Linked DNA regions of Homo sapiens: regions 2 and 3 are each linked to region 1. A link is a contact called in ENCODE Hi-C or POLR2A ChIA-PET data. All regions are on one chromosome and are shown on one strand. Each heading gives the region's core, a stretch centred on a gene start or an enhancer-like site at or near the end of the contact. The rest is flanking DNA. Distances are from core to core; before and after follow the strand shown.

Region 1 (4,048 bases), core at 508-3,007:
GATCACACAGAGAGAAAGTCAGTCACAAAAGAGACTGGATTAAAACTAGTTCTGTCAAATCCTAAGCTACATCTTAGCTACTGCAATATATTGAGAGTTTTTAGATAGATCACCTTGTAATAACTATAGCCGCCAACTATTTTTGTTTATGCACTAAGATGCCAAAGAAAACATAAAAATAATTCAAGCTGTTTTATTTCTTAATAGAAAGGCTAGGTTTTCTCTGTTTCCTAGACCACAAATTCAGTAGTTACAGAACCTTGGCAAAAAATCAGCACTTGGTTTTTTCACTTTGCCACAGAGCACATATTTATTTATCTATTTATTTATTTATTTATTTTTTGAGACGGAGTCTTGCTCTGTTACCCAGGCTGGAGTGCAATGGCGCAATCTCAGCTCACTGCAAACTTCGCCTCCCGGGTTCAAGCAATTCTCCTACCTCACCCTCCCAAGTAGCTGGGATTACAGGCTCTCGCCACCACGTCCTGCTAATTTTTTTATTTTTAGTAGAGACGGGGTTTCACCATGTTGGCCAGGCTGGTCTTACACTCCTCACCTCGTGATCCGCCTGCCTTGGCCTCCCAAAGTGCTGGGATTACAAGCGTGAGCCACCGCGTCCAGCCCAGAGCACATATTGCAAGTAGCTGAATGGTGAATACAAATGAAAAGACTGTTTCACTCATTTCCCTCATTTAGGTTTATGATGAAAAAATAACCCATTGGCAGAGAGTTGTAGCTTAAGAGTTCACACTTTCGGATTTCTTCTGTCATTATAATCAACAGGCTGCTCAATTTTGTTTTCTTAAAATTATTTCTTACACCGTAAACCTTTGATAATTATAGTTGTCAGACAGCTATATAAAAATAATGAAGATAAATAACAAAATTGGGTTTCCTGGAAGCTGATCCAATAAGAATTGAAAAGTAGTTGTAAATTTCACTATGTCACCACTTTTCAATTGCGAAACTTAAATTTCATGGCCACATTCAGACCTACATTTATTTAAAATTACTCATTAAAAAGCAGGATATGTACAAACTTTCTCTGTCCTCCACCTCTGAACTTTAGGCCAGCATCTGAAAGCCCCTAATTCACCTGAATGCTCTCATTCACCATTTAAAATACAAAAGTTTGCATTTAATCACAGACCACCTAATTGTTGACATGGGTTTTAGCTTCTTTAAGGGTGACCACTTCTGCACTGTGGACTGAACCTACTGTACCCCATTCCACCACTTTTTCTTCTGAAACTGCTCACAATATCCCTGGACATTTCTACAACACTAGAATGAGCATATTTCAGTGTCTGCTCTTCAAATCCAAATGGCTGGGTTTTTTCCCTGTTTGTTCTTACTCTGCCCTTCAGTGGAAAATATTTAAATTTGAACATATAATACTGCCTATGTAACATCACAACAGATTATAGAATAAAAGGTTTGGATTTCTCCAGCTTCCTCTGCTCTCAGCTGTGCAGAAGACAGGGCAGAAATCAAGAACTGACAAATGTGCGCACTGGGAACTTCACCTACCACACCTAAGTTCAGACTCTTCTTATTCTTTTTCTCTTTTATTATTTTTATTTCCTCTATCCACCAGTTTTCTGAATCTATTCTATGGAAAAAAACAATTTATCAGACTCAAAAAATATTTACCAAACTTTAAAAGAATAAAGTATCAGAAAACACGAAGTTCCTACTTACACAACCACTTCCAACGGGCCTGCTTCCTTTCTCTTTGCTTTACTCTGGCAGCTCCACAAAGCCACAGCAGCACACTCTGATATTTATAGTCCTGTTGTTTACCTCACCCCTCAGGTATAGTCCAAAGTTCAATGTTCATTCTTGCAGTGACCTTGCAAGCAGAGCAAACCCCTGAGCTGATTGTTATCAACTTAAAAGAAAGTAGCAAGTGCTGCCATGCATAATATGGGGAAAACATTTTGACAATTACTAATTTATTCCCTATCCTTTTCAGTCACCCTAGAATCTAGGATTTAATGGTACAGTCGGGGGCGGGAGGAAGGGCTAAGGGTAAACAAGGCCTCCAAGTTGCCTTCTTTCCCAAACTATAACAGGGAAAAACATTTGCTGAGCCAGCGAATTATGCTGCTGCTTTAAAAAAAAAAAAAAAAGAGAGAGAGAAGCTTTTTTTTCCTTTTGTTTTGCTTCTTGCAGTGATGAGGTGCTAGCTTAGCCCACACAGTGTGACCTTTGTTAGAAAAGTCACCTGCTGTTACAAGTTACTCTGGTCTCCTGTTGTTACAGACTTACACGTCGATTGTGTTCTATGTTTATAACTTGAATTCATATGGGATTTCACAGGACCACTGCTCTTTTCTTGTTAATTTAAGGAAATAGAAAAATAGACTTCCTATCTGAGGGAAATCAGACCTCATTTTTATTGTCACTGAAGTCGTACTTCCTGGAAGACCTATGCATCCCCAGAATTTTTTGAGGATCGAATATAAAATCTTTACAAATGTGAATACCATAAAAATAAAAATTAAAGGTAGTAGTTGGACATGGAAAGAGTGTGGAAATTTCAAGATGTACAAATGAAATAGCTAATTCCTACTATTTCAGAAGAGGGTATTTTCTTTCTGGTAACGCTTGTAAGTTGGCATGCTCACTGTAGGTGAGGTAAGGAGCAATGTCAAATGATGTCATTCCTAGATAGCAATGGTTTTCGAGTAGGCCTTGCTTTTTTCATCAATTAATTTTTTTCCAAATAATCCCCCACTGATTGCTGTATGCTGAATACTGTTGTACAAGGTGCAGGAACTACAAAGAGACTCAGATGTTATCCTTCCTTTCAAGAAACTTCCTATCAAATTAGGAGGTTACCATTTGAAATCCAAGTTCTCTTTACTTGCCCTGAGCAGTTGTTACTTGCCTTTTGGGGTCCCATATCTCTTTGAGAATCCAGTTAAAATGCACATATACATAATCATTTTTTTAAAGAGTGTCATTAAAAAAATCTTTGTACAAAGCAGATATTCCTCCCTGTAGTTCATTTCCTTGACCAATTTAAGTAGTCATATTGAGGAAAGAGAGAGACCCTCTCATATTGTTTTATACTCAGTACCTGTTTTAAGGAAAAAAAAAAACAAGGATGTGAAATCAAAGACAGGCAGCCCGGTGCCAGGCCCAAACCAGGCCTGGGCCTGCCTGGCCTAAACCCAGTAGTTAAAAATCAATTCATAACTTCGAAACCGATGTTATTCATAGATTCCAGACATTGTACAGAAGAACACTGTGAAACTCCCTGCCCTGTTCTGTTTCTCTCTGACCACCGGTGCACGCAGCCCTTGTCATGTACCCCTTGCTTGCTCCAATCAATCACAACCCTTACATGTGAAATCTTTAGTATTGTGAGCCTTTAAAAGGGACAGAAATTGTGCACTCGGGGAGCTCGGATTTTAAGGCAGTGGCTTGCCCACGCTCCCAGCTGAATAAAGCCCTTCTTTCTACAACTCAGTGTCTGAAAGGTTTTGTCTGCAGCTCGTCCTGCTACATTTCTTGGTTCCCTGACCAGGAAACGAGGTAACTGATAGACATAGACGGCAGAGCTAACCCGTTAGGCGGCTTAGGCCTGTCCTGTGGAGCGTCCCTGCAGGGGACTCCAGTCAGCCTGAGTGACGCGATCCAAAGAACGCTCCCGGGTAGGAAATTGCCCCGGTGGAATGCCTTGCCAGAGCAGCGCATAGCAGGCCCCTGCAGAGGATTAACACGGTGGCTGAACACCGGAAAGAACTGGCACTTGGAGTCGCGACATCTGAAACTTGGTAAGACTAGTCTTTGGAACTTGCCCCACTCCATCTGAGTGGAAGTGTGGCCTGATCACCCACGGCGTGCCTGTATTGGCACTTTTGTTCTGGTTTTGACTTGGCTTGACTTGGTAAGACTAGTCTTTGGAACTTGCCCCACTCCATCTGAGTGGAAGTGTGGCCTGATCACCCACAGCGTGCCTGCATTGGCACTTTTGTTCTGGTTTTGACTTGGCTTGACTTGGTAAGACTAGTCTTTGGAACTTGCCCCACTCCATCTG
Region 2 (4,048 bases), core at 1,035-3,534, 260 kb after region 1:
GTTAGAAAGAACCTGAGACGTGACACTGAAAATCAGTAGAAGAAATACGCCACATTTATTCTACCGGGGAAGACAGTGGGTAAGAAAAAAATACCGTAACATTTAAATTAAAAAATAATTAAAAATTTAAAAGCAAATAGAAATTAAAACAAAATACACTGATAACCTCGCTGCCAGAACAAGATACACCAAAAAAAAATTTTTTTTTTTGAGTATACAAAACATACAAAGCATCCTACAAACAGAAAGAAATTGCAAACAGGGTCGAATGGTGAGATCCTACCATTATATTTGTCAGCACTAAACCCGTGCCTCTTGCGCCTATCCGAAGTTTCCTCGGATTAAGAAGAAACAGCCATGGTTAAACCGGTATTTGCGACACCAACAATTATCTGTAGCCGACGTACCCCAACTTCTACATGAGTGAAAAATCGCCAGCATAGCCAGGGCGAGACTATTGCGAATTCTAACTTGGTATGATTTAAAAATTCCAGACACTGCTAAATTTTTTTAAATTGCATTCTTCAGTACCTAGATTAATACAGGAGTTATAAACCGCACGCATGGCTATAATGGGGGCTCCTATTACGGAACAGGAATTTGCTACTACTAAAATTATGTAGGCATGGTTAAAGCCAGAATTGTTACAACCAGAAATCGCAAACTGGAATAACTCTCAACTTGCTACGGTAAGAAATAACTAAACTCTGACTTGGTCAGACTAAGAAATCAGGAGTTTGAGACCAGCCCAGGCAACATGGCGAAATCCTGTCTCTAGGAAGGATACAAAAAATTACCCGGGCGTGGTGGCGCGTGCCTGTGGTCCCAGCTACCCCGGAGGCTGGGGTGGGAGGATCGCTTCAGCCCGGGAGGCGGAGGTTGCAGTGAGCCGAGATCGCGGCACTGCACTCCAGCCTGGGCGACAGAGCCGGACCCCGTATCAAGAAAGAAAGAGAAAAGAAAAAGAACCAAAGAAAAAGAAAAGTCACCATCGCACGGTTAAGTCTGCCTTGCTACAGCTAAACAGTGACTTCCTAGGACCAAGAAATCGCAGCCAGGGCTAGACCGATGCCCTAAATCGGGACTTGCTTAGGCTGAGAAATCACATTTTGGCTAGTTATTTGGACAAGAGGTAGAAATAGCGGGCACCGCGAAATCGAAACTTGCTAGGACCAAGAAGCCAACGACGGGCGAAACCGCAGGGGCCTGCGATAGAGACGCCAGCGGCGCCGCCGGGGGACTGGGTTCAGGAGGCCGAGCAGGAACCCGTGCGTCGGCGCTCGCGGCGCTGTGAAGAGACGGCGTCCGCGCAGCTCCTCTGCCTCTGGCTCGGAGGAGCGGCGGGCTCCCCCGCCCAGCGCCGGCGTCGCCCGGGAACCCCAGACTCTGCGCAACTGGCTGCGATTCCAAATCCCTCAGATCGGCTACCAGAGCGCTGCCGCCACCGAGAAAATGGAGGCACCGAGGAACAAGATGTGCCGCGACCAAGAGAACTCGGCTTGGCGAAATGGCGGTGCTGGGACCCTAAGAGTGACGCCAGCCGGAGGAGTTCCCAAGGACAACATCCATTTTGGCGGAACCAACGGTGTTGTCACGCAGAAAATGTCGACCCTCGGAAAAGAGAGGTTCTGCGACCGAGAAATTCGGTGCAACAAGTGCTGTGACAGAAAACCCCCCGCTCGGCGCTGCTGGCGAAAGAGCCAACAAAACGCTGGGTGCTGCCACCGTGACACCGACTTTAGGACCCCGGCCTCGGATGGAGAAAGGAGGGTACGGAGCCACCACATAACTTCCTAATGTCTTCAAATAGCGAAAGTGCTAGCCGGAAACTGCCGGCTGGGTTTACCTATTGGTGCTCGTGTGGGACTAGCAGATTCGAGAAACCAGCGGGACTGGAACCTAGTACACTTCGGCAGTTGAGAAATGACTTACCAGGACAAATACTGCTTCTGGCTCGATGGTGCTGCCCATGAACATCCGCCGGCTCTGAGAAACGAGCTGCACTGTCAGTGAGAAACCGTGGGCACTGAGAAACGAGCGGACTGCAACTGATAACTGCCCACCCAGTGCCACTACGACAAAGTGCTGCTGGCACTACTCCCACCCTCCGTCCTCAAATCAGTCCCCTCCCGCCTAAGAAGACCTTTATTTTTCCTAGCGAAGTCATACTGAGGGCCCCATCAACCGATCCCTTGCGATGCGCATGGGAAAAGGAGGCAGTATAGGGACCGAGAATCGGGCGGATTGGGCTGGCCCTGGTAACAAAAGCCATCCGGGTCGCCAACCGTCTTCCACTGCAAGAAACAAACCTTCCAGTGGCTGGGCTCCGCCCTTCTCCTTGGTCAGAGCCCTCCAGGCTCCTAAGGGCGAAGCCGACACCTCATCCCTTTGGAACTTGAAGTTCTCAGTCCAAGACCTCCGTGGAGAGTGAAAGACTCAATGCCTCCTGACCGAGGCTTCAGGCCTGCCCCGGCAGCTAGGTACCTCTCCAGGGGATGGAACTCTGTGGGAACTGCTATTTAATTCTGATGGTTAACTCTGTCAGATGGCCTTGATATATGGGAATAATCGTTGCAGGAGGGTAGGGGAAATAAGAATCGCAAGACTCTAGCACAGGACGTGTGGATTGATGGTGAGGCCTTTGCTCCCTCTCCCCTTGAAATCCTCAAAGGGCAGTTCCCGATTTCTATCACCTTTGAAATTCATCCCTGATGTCTTCTCCATCTTTGGGAAGTGCAATGCAATTTCAAGCTCTTGAATCTTCCCTCTCCCACATTTGTCAAATATACTGACGCTACAAACTCCTTTCTTACAGGAAACCTGAAACTGCCATTGAGCAGAAGGAAAACATCCCTTTCCAGAACCTTTCTCGTTTTTCTAAAAATCTGCACTTTTGGAAGTGATCCCCCAAAGAGACCTCCAGACTCTACCATGAGTGTCTCCAGCTGAACTCATCGTGTCTAATCCTCACCCTAGCTTATCCTGTTCAAATCATTTCCATCTTTTTCTGGATGAACCTGGGCGGATGTCAGACCAGAGAAGAGCACAGAATGTACCAGAGAGGTAAGAAGACCCATTTTGGGCTCTCACTTCTCACCCACTCCCAAGATGGTCACCTCCAGTCTTCCCCCCTATACCTTACCCTTTCTTCAGCTAGCCAAAACCTGCCCTGGTACTTGAGGCTTCTTCAGTTGCCTTCTTTTGCAGGCAGTAGAATAAAGGAAAGAGGGCAGTGTCAATAGAAGAAAAGTTACAGCCACTTTATCTAATTGAAGATACTGTGCAGAGCCTTTGAAAAAACAAAATATCTCACCCACCATTCCTCTCTCCGTTTCCACCCTAGCTTCCTATTTTAGCAAAAATGGTGGGATCAGCACCTCTGGAGGGAAGGGGTCACTCTTCCAGGTTAGGAATGTGGACAGGAGTTATGGAGCTTACTTCCCTAAAGGAGGAGGCATTCTAGTTCCGGCATTCAGATTCTGTCTGATTCCAATATGGTGTTTGTGTGGGGTGGTCAGAGAAAGGGCAAGTCGGCAACTGTATATTCCTCAGCAAGAGACTATAAGACATTTGCATTTGGAAAATCAGGAGAGATGCTGATATGGTTTGGCTCCGTGTCCCCACCCAAATCTCACCTTGAATTGTAATAATCCCCATGTGTCAAGGGTGAGACCAGGTGGAGATAATTGAATCATGGGGTTGGTTTTCCCCATGCTGTTCTCGTGTTAGTGAGTGGGTCTCACGAGATCTGATAGTTTTATAATTGCCTGGCATTTTCCCCTGCTGGCACACATTCTCCTGCGGCCCTCTGAAGAGGTGCCTTCCATCACGATTGTAAGTTTCCTGAGGCCTCCCCAGCCATGCAGAGCTTTGAGTCAATTAAAACTTCTTTCTTTATAAATTACCCAGTCTTGGATATTTCTTCATAGCAGTGTGGGAACAGACTAATACAGATGTGGTAGAGTTGGGTGCTGGGTGGCAATGCTAAGTGTATGCAGGTTCTAGGCACCAGATCAAATCTGGAATGCAAACTGTGGGACACAAACCA
Region 3 (4,048 bases), core at 879-3,378, 180 kb after region 1:
TTCAAAGATCACGGTGCTAGAGACAGAGAACCACAATTTAAGCTTTTCCCTGGGCTTAGAGGCGGATGTCTCACTGCCAATTTCACGTCCAACACCGGAGCCTCGCAGTCCATTTTTCTCCCCAGCTGTTTTAGAAATATCCCCAAATATCAAGGACATCTGAATGAGTGAACCATCAGAATAAGGAGCGATTCCCACAGAGTTCCATCCCACAGGGAAGGGACGGGACCAGCGGGGCAGGCCTGAAGCCTGGGTTGAGCGGCGCTGTGCCTTTCATTCTTCACCGAGATCTCGGACCTAGAGTTTCCAGGTTCCGGAGGGATGCGGTTGTTGACCGCTAGCCTAGAATCCGTGAGGGCTGAACCGGGACGAAGGCCTAGGACAGAGAGGTGGTGTGGAAGGACCCAGCCGCGGCCACTGGAAGAGCAGCTTCCTGCAATGTAAAGTGTTCGCGACCTGCATTTGTTTTGCTTTCTTCCTGGAGGAGCCAAATCCGTCCCATTCTGGATCCTTATTCCAGCTCCTTTCCCTCTGCGAATCGCACTTGGTGGGTCGCGGGGCCCTCAGTAATTAGGGATCACGGATCAGCCAAGAAAAATACAGGTTTTCTTAAGCCTGAAGCCACTGACTTGAGGAGGGAGCGTGGGAGTAATGTCAGTAGCAGTTTTTTATTTCGTTTTCGTTTTTATTTTCTAGTCACTAGGCCACCAAAGAAAGTTCCACCCAACGGCCAGTCGATCCGTCGCAGCGACTCTCTTTTCCCTGAACGGAGGGTTTATGGCTGACACCTCCACTTGTTTCTCAGAGCCGGGGCTGACTGCCGGCTGCATCTTTGAATGGCGACCAAAAAAGACATGCATTTGTCTGGCAAAGTCGCTGGCGTTCGCCTGGTGCCCGCGCTTGCCGGGTCCTAGAGCAGCCAGATTTTCACACCAGCGAGTCCAGCGCCCAGCGCCACTCCGCCTTCGGATCACCGGTTTCTCACATCCGCAGCAGCACTGGCCTGACAGTTTTCCGGTTGCGACAGCGCTAGTTGAGCCAAACAAAACGTTTTCCTGCTTGCTCTGGGCGTCCCATTCTCCATCCGAGGCCTTCTAGTCCCGGTGTCACTGTCGCAGCACCTGGCGTTCGTTAGCTCTTTCACCAGCGGCGCGGAGCGGGCGGTTTTGCTGTCACGGCACATGTGGCACGGAGTTTCTCGGTGGCCGAAACCCTCTTTTTTCTCAGAGTCCAGTTTCTTGGTGACAGCGCTGTTGGTTGCGCCATAAGGAATGTTGTCCTTGACAACCCGCCGGCCGCAGTCATTCGCAAGCTCCAGGCACCGACATTTCGCAGAACTGAGGTCTCTCGGTCTCAGCACAGCTCGTTGCTCGATGCCTCCATTTTCTCGGGGCGACAGCACTCAGGTCGCCGATCTGAGGGATTCGGAGCTTCCCCAGCTGGGGTGAGCCTGGCGTTCCCGGGCGGCGGCGGCGGCGCTGGGCTAGGGGAGCCCGCCGCTCCTCCAAGCCGGTGACAGGGGAGCTGCCCGGGCGCCGTCTCTTCCCAGCGCCGCCGCAGAACCCGCAGAACAGCTCGACCTCCAGAACCCTGTGCTGTGGCGGCGGGGCTGGCGTGTCTGTCGCAGGACCCCGCAGATTCGTCTGTCGTTGGCTTGTTGGTCCTAACAAGTTTCGATTTCAGGGTGCCTGCGTTTCTTTTTCTTTTCTCTTCTTTTCCTTTTGTTTTGTTTTGAGACAGAGTCTCGCCGTGTCGCCCAGCCTGGAGTGCAGTGGCGCGATCTTGGCTCACTGCAACCTCCGCACCCCAGGTTCAAGGGATTCTACTGCCTCAGCCTCCTGAGTAGCTGGGATTACAGGCGCTCGCCACCACGCCCGGATAATTTTTGTATTTTTACTAGAGGCGGTGTTTCATCATATTGACCAGGCTGGTCTCGAACTCCTAACCTCAATAATCTGCCCGCCTCGGCCTCCCAAACTGCCAGGATTACAGCATGAGCCGCTGCGCCCAGCCGGTGACTACGATTTCTATCCCCTGGTTCAAGTCGGGGAATAGCCAAAATGTGATTTCTCAACCCAAGCAAGTACCCACTTAGGACAAACACCAGCCTAGCCCTGGCGGCGATTTCTAGGTCGTAGGAAGTCGATGTTTCGCCACAGAAAGGCTGAGTGACCCTGTGACTCATTTCCCAGCAACTCCGGGTTTCCTGTAGCCTAATCATAACAAACGCAGAGTTAGCCCTGCCTCAAGTTTCTTTTTTCTTTTTCTTTTTTTTTTTTTTTTTTTTTTTTTTTTTGAGACAGAGTTTCTTTCGTCCAGGCTAGAATGCAGTGGCGCCATCTCGGCGATCTCGGCTCACTGCAACCTCCACCTCCCGGGTTCAAGTGATTCTCCTGCCTCAGCCTCCCAAATAGCTGGGATTATAGGCGCCCGCCACCACACCCGGCTAATTTTTGTATTTTTAGTAGAGACGGGGTTTTGCCACATTAGCCAGACTGGTCTCAAACTCCCGACCTCAGATGATCCACCCGCCTTGGCCTCCCAAAGCCTCAAGTTTCTAAGTCGTGGCAAGTTCCGGCTTCCTACTAGTACGGCTTGCTTTAGCTGCGCAGGAGATGTTCAACTCCTGTAGAAATCTGTGTACCAGCGAATGCGATTCATTTAGGTTTAGCGATGACCAGTTTAGCAGTGCCTGGGAGCTCTTACACCAAGGCTAGCTGCGCAACATCAAGTCCCGCCTTAGCTATGTTGGTGTTTTTTAAACTCCCATGGAAGTCAGGAAATGCCGGCAAAAGCGATTTCTGGTTTACGAAGCTCGGTTTGACGATAGCAATTTCCGCCGAACGCGACTTTTTCCTCTTGTGGACCAAGTCGGGATATATCAGCTACTACGATTTTTTAGTCGTAAACAGGTTTAACCATGACTGGGTTTTGTTGGTTTCTTGTTGTTGTTGTTGTTTGTTTTTGTTTTTGTCCTAAGAAATGTAGACTTAGGTGTAACATGTACCGGTTTAGATCTAACAGGGATATCCTAATCACAGAATTGCTTCTTTTGGCAATACTTGTAATTTCTGCTTTGTAGGGTTGGTTCTCTCTAATTTTTGCTTATTTTTAAATGCTCTTTTTGTGTCTTTTGCTCTGAGAACAATGCTACCGGTAGTTTCCAGTGTGTTTGCTTTGCCTTTTTATTTGAATTTTAGAATTTATTATTTTAAAATTTTATCTTATTTAAATGTTATTCATTTTTCTTCTACTAATTTTGAGTATCACAGCTTCGTACTCCTTGACTTGCATTCTCTCAGGAGCTGGGGAGCCAAGCTCGGTCTCCGCTTCGGTGGTTTCAGGTCCCGGGTTCTGTCTGGCGGCTCTGCTTCTAATGCGGAGCTGGCGGTTTTGCAGCAACGCTTTTGCCAGTAGCGCCCACTGAGCGGTTTTTCAGTTGCTGCACCGTTCTTAGCGCCCAACGGAACGTTTCCCGTACGCGGAGTCCATAAGTTGTCTGTGTCGTCACTTTCTCGGTTCTGGCACCGCTAGTATCTCCTAGGAACTTCCTAAACCCGTTTTACGGTGCAGAACGGTAATTGCACCGAGCCTCTGTGCCAACTAGTACTTCCGTAATACCGTTAGCCGGCTCTTTTCCTGTCACAACACATTAAAACGTGTTAAAACACATTAAACGGATTAAACACATTAAACGGATTAAAACACATTAAAACGTCACAACACATTTAAACAGAGTCGGTCCATTCCTCCAGACAGTATGTTTCGGGATGGAAGCACCCCTCCTAAGAATCCGCAGTTTCTTTCTAGCAGCACCGTTATGGCGCCTAAACGGATATTTGTTTGGCAATACCAGCGCTATCCGCTAGGTGCCGGCGCTTGCTGAGTCTCAGCGCCGCCAGATTCTTGCTAGCGAGGTCCAGAGCAGTGCAGAGACCTAGCGGACAGTTTTCCGGTGGCAGCAATGCTCATTTCCCGGACACAGATGGTTTTTGGCCCCTGAAGAACTCTTTAATCCCTGCGTTTTGTAGCGCTCGTTCTCTGTAAG

The links. A loop is a pair of places that touch in the nucleus more often than their neighbours do. ChIA-PET counts read pairs that join two places held with the same protein, here RNA polymerase II (POLR2A). Pooled maps may share reads with other maps.
Region 2: a map of heart left ventricle shows a loop between it and region 1 (4-fold over the local background). The contact joins the promoter of ANXA2R-OT1 here to the promoter of SELENOP in region 1. A Hi-C loop is called at or near these places in 1 of 168 maps with a recorded cell type or tissue (heart left ventricle) and 8 of 50 pooled maps. POLR2A ChIA-PET finds 5 or more read pairs at or near these places in 2 of 52 experiments (MCF 10A and Panc1).
Region 3: a loop to region 1 is called in a pooled map, with 4 times the contacts of the local background. The contact joins the promoter of FLJ32255 here to the promoter of SELENOP in region 1. A Hi-C loop is called at or near these places in 5 of 50 pooled maps. POLR2A ChIA-PET finds 5 or more read pairs at or near these places in 3 of 52 experiments (BJ, HepG2 and activated T-cell).

What each region holds. Positions count from the first base shown.
Region 1 is chr5:42,810,135-42,814,182 of GRCh38, forward strand. It overlaps SELENOP (selenoprotein P), which reads right to left and starts at 1,758. Exons shown (of 5, transcript NM_005410.4): 1 at 1,702-1,758. RefSeq lists an enhancer at 1,917-2,482.
Region 2 is chr5:43,065,155-43,069,202 of GRCh38, forward strand. It overlaps ANXA2R-OT1 (ANXA2R overlapping transcript 1), which reads right to left and starts at 2,285. Exons shown (of 3, transcript NR_104651.1): 1 at 2,144-2,285; 2 at 1,933-2,003. It overlaps LOC100132356 (a long non-coding RNA gene), which reads right to left and starts at 1,817. Exons shown (of 1, transcript NR_034127.1): 1 at 33-1,817. It overlaps LOC100506639 (a long non-coding RNA gene), which reads left to right and starts at 1,869. Exons shown (of 3, transcript NR_102752.1): 1 at 1,869-2,632; 2 at 2,816-3,063. RefSeq lists an enhancer at 1,497-1,896.
Region 3 is chr5:42,991,205-42,995,252 of GRCh38, forward strand. It overlaps FLJ32255 (a long non-coding RNA gene), which reads right to left and starts at 2,129. Exons shown (of 2, transcript NR_104643.1): 1 at 1-2,129. LOC105374746 (a long non-coding RNA gene) reads left to right here and starts at 1,071. Exons shown (of 3, transcript XR_007058755.1): 1 at 1,071-4,043. RefSeq lists enhancers at 604-753, 1,094-1,303, 1,604-1,733, 2,003-2,297.